2 separate regions of the Homo sapiens genome follow, and region 2 is linked to region 1. A link is an interaction called in ENCODE POLR2A ChIA-PET data of the cell type or tissue named here. Cell type or tissue: CD4-positive, alpha-beta T cell. All regions are shown on one strand. Each heading gives the region's core, and the rest is flanking DNA. Links, peaks and the distances in the headings are about the cores only. Region 1 overlaps KIAA0319L (KIAA0319 like). Region 2 holds the start of TFAP2E-AS1 (TFAP2E antisense RNA 1).

Region 1 (5,370 bases), core at 320-5,319:
AGGGAGTTCTATTTTCTGTGGCCTTCTAAATTGCCTCGTCTGGTGTTAGGTTGGTGCCAGTGCTGGCTTCCATAGTGCTCCTGACTCAATACTCTAGAAGCTTGCCTTTACCTTCCTTTTATCTTTGATTAGTTTCCACATTTAGTCCGTTGGACATTTAGTAAGTATTCCGTGGGAGTCAGATTGGCTTTGGCTGATTGTCAGTTGCTTTCGTTAGAGGTCTTTTCAGTTGTGTGTACATGCAGACATGATTATCCATATCTTCAGTGTTTTGATTCTATTGCATATTTTTTCTATGTAATTCTAACATATATTTTATGTTATAAGCCCAGGGCCAGGACTAGGGTAAGGAGAGAGGTGCCCAGAACACAGAATTTAAAGAGACACTCACTATGAAGGTCCTGTGAGCCAACCCTTTGCTGGAATGACTCTGAAAGTGAGCACCTCCTTAAATTTTGTGCCTGAGGCACCTCTCTTGCCTCACCCTAGTTCTGTTTCTATATAACCCTGACAATAGCTGGTAATAGACACCTATAGAGCCAGTACCTTAAAATGAACTCACATAATCACTTCCATTTAGAACAAGTTTTGACTTCATCTAAGAAAACAGAGGTGAGATACTATTTCAGAAAAATCAATGCCATACCTGAAATAATTAAAACAGTCCAAAGTTTATCCATCAGCAACATTAGCCAGAATTTTGGATCATATTATTTAGGTTACCCATAGCATGTCACTGTTGTACTTAGGTTCCATTATTTCTTATCATGACATGACTTGTCATTAGGAAGTTCTTTCTAGCAGAATTGCTCTCGTGGTTAAAATTTTTGGTAATCTTGACTACCACTCTGGCTGATACTATGATATGCAAAACCATTTGACTTTGGCAAATGATTGGTTAAAGAATGAATGTGCCTATTAACTGCATGAGGTTCAGAGTACTCAGTCTGTGTTGCTGCCAGTTTGCTGGGGAAACTGTTCTTCTGGTCCCACAGTTCTCACATTGCTACCTGTTCTTCTGGTCCCACAGTTCTCACATTGTCCCTGAGAAATACCTTGGAGGTGAGTGGGAGGTCATCAGGTATTGGGACTCTGCCCTCTTCCTCCCAACTTGCCACTTCCCTGCATATGCTTCCACCAGAATACCTCTTTTTTTGTTTTTGTTTTTGTTTTTGTTTTCCTGTTTATGAAGTGACATTCTGTGTAAAAGGTCTCCATGGCAGGAACTCATTGAGAAGGAGAACAATTAATGAATGTGGAGCAGTATTTCTAGAACCTAAAATATCCGAAGACAAAAAACACTCTCTTTCACTTCCTTTGTTCCACTCACTAGATGGCTTTCTCACCCTCTTAAAAACTCGTCTTCAAAATAACCTCAAATGTTGGTTCTCAGGGCTCTTTATGGAGCAGTAGTCTCTGTTTTTATTTCATCTGAAAATGTTTTCATTCTTTGTTTTTAGATGCCAGTGAGAGCAGGTGCCAGCAGGGGAAGACACAATTTGGAGTTGGCCTGAGATCTGGGGGAGAAAATCACCTCTGGCTTCTTGAAGGAACCCCCTCTCTCCAGTCATGTTGGGCTGCCTGCTGCCAGGACTCTGCCTGCCATGTCTTTTGGTGGCTAGAAGGGATGTGCATTCAGGCAGACTGCAGCAGGCCCCAGAGCTGCCGGGCTTTTAGGACACACTCCTCCAATTCCATGCTGGTGTTTTTAAAAAAATTCCAAACTGCAGATGATTTGGGCTTTCTACCTGAAGATGATGTACCACATCTTCTGGGGCTAGGTTGGAACTGGGCATCTTGGAGGCAGAGCCCACCCAGAGCTGCACTCAGACCTGCTGTATCTTCCAGTGACCAGCAGAGCTTAATCAGGAAGCTTCAGAAGAGAGGTAGTCCCAGTGACGTAGTTACACCTATAGTGACACAGCATTCTAAAGTGAATGACTCCAACGAATTAGGTGGTCTGACTACCAGTGGCTCTGCAGAGGTAAGCATGCTATGAATAAGGAGCAGAGAAATGGTTAAATCTGCTCTTACATTTGGTATATATGAGCAATGAAGCTGATGCTTGCGGGCAGTGCTCATAGGCTGAGGAGTGTATATATAAAGCTGCTTGGTGTCAGCTTCTTTGGTGCTGCCCAGATGTACAAAGGGTAATTTGACCCTAGAGATGTTCATGCTATGTAGGTCTGACCATTGTTTTGGTAAATGCAGAAAGCTGCTCATTATCTAGTCTAAGCTGGTTCTTGGCTACAGGTAAGTACAGTTGTATGGCTGTTAGTATTCACCAACCATTCTGCAGTATTTTCTGCCAAATTGCAAAACAGTTGATTGATGTGGTTACAGTCAAGTTCTCCTCCATCTCTCGCCTGTAAACACATTCTTTATGAGGTAGTTTCTATTCCAGTCAGAATTAACCATGCTTGGTACTACAGATTAAGATCTGACCTGCTGGGCTGTGGAGCAGGATGTGGCCATTAGCCAAGAGGTCTCTGGAGTGAATTCTCACCAAGCTGTATATGCCAAGGGAGATACCACCAGTAGAGTTTATTCTGCTTATTATGTTTCTTCATTGTTGATCTCCTTGGGGAAATGATTAAAAGGAATGACTCACTCTCTGCTCAGTCTTCCTTGATTGCTGTGACTTATTTTTGTATTTGTTTTGTCCTAGTTGTCTCTATCAAGTTGAAGCCAGAGTGGGCTATGACATGCCAAGCGCTCTGTGTACTAATTGTTGCACTGTATCATTTTGTTTAATTTTCATAGCAATATTTCCAAGTAGGCATTATTAGCCCTGTTTACCTGGTGAGAAAACTGAGGCCCAGAGAGGTTAAACAGTTTGCCAGTGATCATGCAGCATAGCTAGAATTGGAACCCAGATTTAATATTAAGAAAAAAACTTTTTAGTGCAGTATTAGAGAACAATCCTAGATTTAATATGCCCATAAACATTTATGGCTACCTACTGTCAATGTCAGGCACTTTTCTAAGCCTTAGAGATACAAAGGTGAATAAGAATGGTTCATTCCCTCAGGGAGTTTATAATCTAGTGGAGACTGATACATGAAGATAGGTATTTACAGTGGTGTATAATTATTGCATTAACATACTTATGTACACAATGCAGTAAGAACACAAGAAGTGATTCACTTCAGCAGGCAAGTGGTGTGTATGTGCAGGTAAGACTTCTCCGAGATGTTTAACATTTCTTGAAGGATGTGTAGGATTGTACTGGGGTGGGGTTAATGGTGGTAAAAAAACATTCTGGACAGAGCCACAGTGTATGTAAAGGCTCGGTCATAGTCATTGTGTATTTACTTGCGAGGTACTATACTAAGCTGGATACTGGGAATATTACAATAAATAAGATGAATATCATTTCTGCCTTAACAAGGCTTATACTCTGGCAAGGAATATTACATTTCTAATAATTAAATTATTATAATAATTATAAGCTTGATGTGGGTAATGAGAGGGTAAATACAGAGTGCCGTGAAAGCATCCAACAGGCACCTAATACAAACTAAGGTGTCAGGTTAGGCCACTTTAAAGAAAGAAAGTTTAAGCTGATATTTGAAGTAGGAATTCGGAAAAGAAACAGGGAAAAAGAGTATTTCAGGCAGAGGAAATAACAATTTCAAAGTGTGTTAGGTGCCCTAGAATATGGCGAGCTCAAGAAATTGGGAGAGACTGGTGTTGCTGGGCAAACGGAGAAAGAGAGCTGGTGGTGAAAGAGAAGTCTTGAGAGGTATGCAGAACCTTGAGGCCTTATTAAAATACTGGTTTTTATCTGAAGATCAGTGGGAAACCATTAGGGAGTTTTAAGTAGGGAATGACATAATCAGATAGTGGCTATGTGGTGAGTAGACTGGAAAGGGCGAGAATATACAGTTGACCCTTGAACAGTGTAGGGGTTAGGAATGTCAACCCTTTGTGCAGTTGGAAATTTGCATAAACTTCAGAATCCCCCAGAATGTAGCTACTAAAAGCCTGCTGTTGACTGGAAGCCTTACCAATAAGATAAACAGTCGATTAACACATATTATGTATGTCATATGCATTATATACTGTATTCTTAAACTAGATAAAATGTTAAGAAAATTGGCTGGGTGTGATGGCTTATGCCTGTAATCCCAGCACTTTGGGAGGCCAAGGCGGGCGGATCACAAGGTCAGGAGATCGAGACCATTCTGGATAACACGGTGAAACCTTGTCTCTACTAAAAATACAAAAAGTTAGCCGGGCGTGGTGGCAGGCGCCTGTAGTCCCAGCTACTCGGGAGGCTGAGGGAGGAGAATGTCGTGAACCTGGGAGGTGGAGCTTGCAGTGAGCGAAGATTGCGCCACTGCACTCCAGCCTGGGCAACAGAGTAAGACTCTGTCTCAAAAAAAAAAAGGGAAGAAAATCATAAGGGGCTGGGCACGGCAGCTTATGCCTGTAATGTCAGCACTGGGGTAGGCTGAGGCAGGTGTATCAATTGAGGTCAGGAGTTCAAGACCAGCCTGGCCAACATGGTGAAACCCCGCCTCTACTAAAAATACAAAAATTAGCGAGGTGAGGTGGTGCACACCTGTAATCCCAGCTACTTGGGAGGCTGAGGCATGAGAATCGCTTGAACCCAGGAGGTGGAAGTTGCAGTGAGCCGAGATTGCACCACTGCACTCCAGCCTGGGCGACACAGCAAGACTCTGTCTCAAAAAAAAAAAAAAAAGAAAATCACAAGGGAAAATATACTTAGTATTCATTAAGTGGAAGTGGATCATCTTATAGGCATCCTTATTGTCTTCACGTTGAGTAGGCTGAGGAAGAGGAGTAGTTGGTCTTGCTGTCTCAGGCGGCAGAGGCACGAGAAAATTCACATATAAATGAACCTGCGCAGTTCAAGCCTGTGTTGTTTAAGGGCCAACTGTATATGGCCTGGTAAAATAGGAGGCTTTTCAGGCAAGAGAACCATTGTACTAAAAAAGGAGATTAAAGACAGGAAAAGGGATAAATAATGAATAATCCCTTAGAGCTGTGGTTCTCAAACTTTAGCATGCATCAGACTCACTTGAAGGCCTTGTTAAAAATAAATTGGTCTTTGTTTCTTGCTCTGAAGAGATGGAAATAAAAAAGATTGCCGGGCCCCAACTCCATAGTTTCTGACTCGGTAGGTCTGGAGTATGTTCTGAGAATTTGCATTTCCAGAAAGTTCCTGGAGTGTGCCAATGCTGCTGCCCAGGGACCAGAACCACTGCCTTATAGGGCAGGAAGGTTAGAATACTGAGCACAGAGTACAGTATTAGTCTTAAGCAGGATACTTCCTTCATTGTGACAGAGAGAAAGGATTGGGTAGGACACAGCTAGGGTGGGTTTATATACTGGGTAGAAGGA
Region 2 (5,370 bases), core at 160-5,159, 72 kb before region 1:
TCTCATGCAGTCAATGTGGGGTGGTGCCCAAGAAATTTGCTTTTTTTTTTTTGAGGCAGAGTCTCGCTCTGTCGCCCAGGCTGGGGTGCAGTGGCGCAATCTCAGCTCACTGCAAGCTCCGCCTCCCGGGTTCACGCCATTCTCCTGCCTCAGCCTCCCGAGTAGCTGGGACTACAGGCGCCCGCCACCACGCCCAGCTAATGTTTTTTTTGGTTTGTTTTTGTTTTTTTAGTAGAGATGGGGTTTCACCGTGTTTGCCAGGATGGTCTCGATCTCCTGACCTCGTGATCCACCCGCCTCGGCCTCCCAAAGTGCTGGGATTACAGGTGTGAGCCACTGCACCTGGCCAAAATTTGCATTTTTAACAAGCACCCCCTGGGGGTCCTGATGCATGTGGTTCCTTGGACTACACTTAGGGTACCACTGGTCCAAAGCTTGAAGGGGTTGGAGCAAGAGGAAGGTAGACGGGAGGAGTAGTGACCTGCTCCCTGGCCCACACTGGGGCACAGCATGTGCAAATGCCCTCCCTAGAGTCTCCTCATCTCCCCTGCTGGGACCTGCCGATTAAGTTTCCTTCTCATCAACTGCCAGAGGGTTTCTTTCTTTCTTTTTTTTTAAGATGGAGTTTTGCTCTTGTTGCCCAGGCTGGAGTGCAATGGCACAATCTTGGCTCACTGCAACCTCCGCCTCCCGGGTTCAAGCGATTTTCCTGTCTCAGCCTCCGGAGTAGCTGGGACTACAGGCGTGCACCACCATGCCTGGCTAATTTTTTTTGTATTTTTAGTAGAGATGACATTTCACCATGTTGGTCAGGCTGGTCTCAATCTCCTGACCTCAGGTAATCCACCTGCCTCGGCCTCCCAAAGTGCTGGGATTACAGGCATAAGCCACTGCGCCCGGCCCAGGGTTTCTTTTACATATAATTTCTATCCTTCACTCCCCTGCTCCAAGGTTTTCCATAGCTCCCACCATTTTCAGGTAAAGTCCAAACTCCATCTGCACATTTTTTAAGTTGCTTTCTGGGGCAGAGAGTAGCCTGGGAGGCAGGTGAGAAAGGGTTGTGGAAGTGCAAGTTCAGTAAATTTTTGATATTTTGTTTATCGTGGATTTTTGCACTATTTTCATTTAAAAAGGCCAAGCGTGGTGGCTCACGCCTGTAATCCCAGCACTTTGGGTGGCTGAAGCGGGCAGGTCACTTGAGGTCAGGAGTTCAAGACCAGCCTGGCCAACATGGTGAAACCACGCCCCTACTAAAAATACAAAAATTAGCTGGGCGTGGTGACAGGTACCTGTAATCCCAGCTACTTGGGAGGCTGAGGTACGAGAATCTGAGAGGCAGAGGTTGCAGTGAGCTGAGATCGTGGTGCTGCACCCCAACCTGGGCGAGAGAGTAAAACTGTGTCTCGAAAAAAAAGATTTTTTTTTTTTTTGAGACAGAGTTTTGCTGTTGTTGTCCAGGCTGGAGTGCAATGGTGTGATCTTGGTTCACTGCAACCTCCGCCCCGCAGGTTCAAGGGATTCTCCTGCCTCAGCCTCCGGAGTAGCTGGGATTACAGGTGCCTGCCACCCCACCCAGCTAATTTTTGTATTTTTAGTAGAAACGGGGTTTCACCATATTGGCCAGGCTGGTCTCGAACTCCAGACCTCAGGTGATCCACCCGCCTCGGCCTCCCAAAGTGCTGGGATCACATGGTGTGAGCCACCGCCGCCCGGCCTCTTTTTTTTTTTTTTTTTTTTTTTTTTTTTTGAGATAGTCTCCCTCTGTTGTCCAGGCTGGAGTACAGTGGCATGATCTCGGCTCACTGCAACCTCTGCCTCCTGGGTCAAGCAATTCTCTTGCCTCAGCCTCCTGAGTGGCTGGGATTACAGGCTAGCGCCACCACACTGGGCTAATTTTTGTATTTTTAGTAGAGATGGGGTTTCACCATCTTGGCCAGGCTGGTCTCGAACTCTTGACCTCAAGTGATCCGGCCTCCCAAAGTGCTGGGATTACAGACGTGAGCCACTGCGCCCGGCCTATTTATCTTGATTACTGAGTTTTTTGGCACCCTCTCAAATTCTGTCCCAGAAGTCAGTATCTCACTCATCTCACCCATGTCCTGGCTGCTTAGAGATTGTCTGGGAAGTGGAGACCCTCCCCAGCTCCCTCCTCCTTCTCCAGGGCCAAAGACAGCAAGGAATAGGGCGACTGTTTACATCAGCTCCTGTCCTAGAGATCCCCTGAGATTGGACAGCTGAGCCCGTGGAGAGGGATTCCCCACCCCCAAGTAGGCAACCACCCACTCTCCTCCAGAGGGAACGAGGGATCCATCTCAGTTCTCATCCTTGACCACTCCCCTCCAGCTCTGATTGTATAACCTGAAACCCACACACGGTTTGTAACTTTTTTTTTTTTTTTCCGAGACGGAGTCTCGCTCTGTTTCCAGGCTGGAGTGCAGTGGCGCGATCTTGGCTCACTGCAATCTCCGCCTCCCGGGTTCAAGCGATTCCCCTGGCTCAGCCTCCCTAGTAGCTGGGACTACAGACGCGCACCACCATGCCCGGCTAATTTGTTTGTAACCTTTTTAACCTGTCTGGCTTTTCCACAGGGAGAGGATTTGCATATGCTGTGTCCTGTGTGATGAAAGGAGCCCTTTTTACACACCCCCTCTTTCAATGCACTCAGACTTCAAAGCCCATCACTCATTCATTCAACAAACACCCACTAAGCACCTCTTGAACCCGGTTCAACTATCTCCCCTCTAGGCACTCACCCAACCTCGGGCACTCTCCGCGCCTCCTCTGAGCTCCTCCCGCGTCCCATACAGCCCCTGCTCACTGCTGGAAAATATTCCTGTTAAGCTCCGTCTCCCCACCAGTCCTGCTTGCTTTCTGTGTGTCTGGGATAGGTTGCAAAACTGGAGGTGACAAATGTGGGCAGGAAATGGAGGGCTCCCTTATACTCCTAGGGTCGGCCTCAGCCCTGCCATTTCCTGCCCAATACCGCGGATGCAACTGGCATGGGACCCGGAAGTGTGTGGTAAAGCGCCGGGGCTTCGCCTGGCCGCCCCTCCCGGACGCTTGCCTGCAGTCAGCGAAGCTTTTCCAACCCAGGTCTGGGCCCTGCGAGCTCCAGGTGCCTCTGCCCCGCGGCGCTGGCGAAGTCGAAGCCCGAGAACGCCCACCGCAGCGATGCGAAGGCCGCTTCTGGGGTGGGGCTGAGGCTGCAGCTGCCTCCCTTTCGCACCAAGGACCCCAACCTTCAGCGACGCAGCCGCCGCTCCCGCCCAGGCTGGGAGGCACTGTAGGGATCCGACGCTTCAGGTGGCCAAAGAGCGACTTTCTCTGATTCCAGGGCCCTGGCGGGGCAGGCTCCAGTACCGCACTCGGCGGAGGCCGAAGGTCTGTGGGGCAGGACAGGAGTTCCTCGTGCCGTCGGAAGGGCCGAGGACGAAGGAGGGCGCTAATTCACTCCCCACTGGGCTGGCGGCAACGCCGAATCCCGCAGTGACCGCGGAGGGCCAAGGTGAAAACTGCTGGGGGCGCCGAGGGCAGGTGTGGGGAGGGGCGGCTCCAGGGAGCAAGGAGCCCACCTGCCTCGCCGCCGCAGCTGCCCTGGGTCGACCGCCCACGCTTTCCCCTGGGTCACGACCTCCGGATCCAACTGTGCCCGGCTCCTGCCCCTTCCCCTTTGCTGCTGCTGCGCGGGCTGTAACTTGACGTCTAGGCTGGGGCGTCCAGGGCGCAGTCTCCGCTCAGGTCGCCAGCGCTCCACTCGCTCCACTGGGCCACAGACCCGCTGGCGCTGGGGTCCCGCTGGCGCTGGGGTCCCGCTGGCGCTGGGGTCCCGCTGGCGCTGGGGTCCCGCTGGCGCTGGGGTCCCGCTGGCGCTGGGGTCCCGCTGGCGCTGGGGTCCCGCGGTTGTGCACGTGAGTCCGCGTGGCCCCGTCCCGCGCGGTTGTGCACGTGAGTCCGCGCGGCCGCGTCCCGCCCCGCTCCAGGGAGCCAGCGCGCCGCCACCTGGGATGTTAGGACTCTCGTTGTGTTCTTTGGACTGCTTTGGGGGATTTCGGCGTACCCCTAGGATCTAGGAGTTTTGGAAGTTGTTTGAGAGAAACCAGCTCTGGGAGGGCCTCGCATCCAGTCTCCTGTCTCGGCTTCGGACCGGGGTTCCGGGTTAAGGTGCTCAGAGGAACAGCTGATCCTTCTACCCTTGCGCAGGGCAGAGATCCCCAAACCTCTTTCTAAAATGCAGGGTCTTAGTCTTTCTCAGGGAGTCAGTGAACCTAGACTCCCAGTCTCTTGAGCCCAAGCATGAATAGGGAACTGGGGACCACCACCATGCTCATATTTCTGGTGGCCAGGAAGTCCAGGCAGGCTTTTGCCCACTGCAGACGGATCTCTTTCTTCAGGGGTCAAGAAAGGCTCTGTACAGTAAGCCAACCAAGCCCCACCAGCAGAGCTGCGCTGCAACCAGGTTCCTAGTGTCTTTCCCACACTCCCAGTTCCAAGCGACACAGGACACAGCCCCAATTCCACCTCCCCCCACCCACTTCCTGCCCTGTTGCCTCATCTTCCCTGCTACACACTCCAAGTCATCCACCCAACCCCCAGCTCCTGGTAACTCAGCCCCAGCTCCTGGAAGTCCAGCCCCAGCCCTGCTACCACCACTTCCACCTTGGCCTCCCCTGAGAACAAGTGGAGGGCAAATAGAGCCCAGGCTTGAATTCACTCGTTTGAAAAACAACTCAAGCCAAACCCTGTGGGAGCAGTGCCTGCCTGGGGCACCTCAGGCTCATGTGCACCTCTGAATTCTTTCGGGCACCTGCCCCAAATGTAAAGAGGCTGCTACCCAATGCCTGGGCCCCTCTGACTCTCTGCTCCTCTCTGGCTGTCTCTCTGTTTTTGTCGTCTCTCACCTTCCCCTGTCATGGCCAGTACTTGGTCCTCAGGCCAGAAAAGGTGGATCCCGTGTCCCTGGATTTTACTAATGCCAGGAGTCACATAAATACTCCTATATATACACAGAGAGGGCCCGCGCATGCTTGGAAATCCTCAGATACCAAAGAACAAAGTGCAGGACACAACAGAGATACTGTACATATTGAGAAATGTGTACATCCCCCAAATGCAGAGAAATGCACACCAACATACAGAGACACACCTCACAAACACATTCACAGAAACAGACACACTCACACTCCAAGAAATACTAAGACACCCATGAAGGGAACATTTCAGACATGCACAGGACCCTGAACTCACATGGACACAGACACCCAGGAGCAGGTGGGCCCTGACTCAGGTGCACACAGCCTAACACACAGTACTCACACACAAGCTCCCCTAAGTCTAAATGCCGCAAGAGACTCCCACAGAAAGAAAATTCCC

Evidence for each region. ChIA-PET counts read pairs that join two places held together with the same protein. Peaks named below come from ENCODE experiments on the same cell type or tissue, not always from the same donor. Only the 100,000 strongest peaks of a DNase experiment are listed, where the experiment ranks them.
Region 2: POLR2A ChIA-PET joins it to region 1 with 10 read pairs; 3 of 35 experiments call an interaction of 5 or more read pairs at or near these places.

The regions. Positions count from the first base shown.
Region 1 is chr1:35,503,226-35,508,595 of GRCh38, reverse strand. It overlaps KIAA0319L (KIAA0319 like), which reads left to right. Exons shown (of 21, transcript NM_024874.5): 3 at 1,461-1,984. Among named protein-coding and RNA genes, the nearest start is that of KIAA0319L, 51 kb to the left of the region's middle. RefSeq lists an enhancer at 1,331-1,380. In CD4-positive, alpha-beta T cell, for the core only: no CTCF peak of the experiment used is centred there; DNase peaks (open chromatin) are centred at 1,915 and 2,405; H3K4me3 peaks cover 2,009 bases; H3K27ac peaks cover 2,780 bases.
Region 2 is chr1:35,575,457-35,580,826 of GRCh38, reverse strand. The region is part of intron 3 of TFAP2E (transcription factor AP-2 epsilon); the gene reads right to left. It overlaps TFAP2E-AS1 (TFAP2E antisense RNA 1), which reads left to right and starts at 2,965. Exons shown (of 3, transcript NR_183387.1): 1 at 2,965-4,161. RefSeq lists enhancers at 2,887-3,056, 3,067-3,136, 3,317-3,406, 2,659-3,511, 3,512-4,364. In CD4-positive, alpha-beta T cell, for the core only: no CTCF peak of the experiment used is centred there; DNase peaks (open chromatin) are centred at 3,006 and 3,653; H3K4me3 peaks cover 1,851 bases.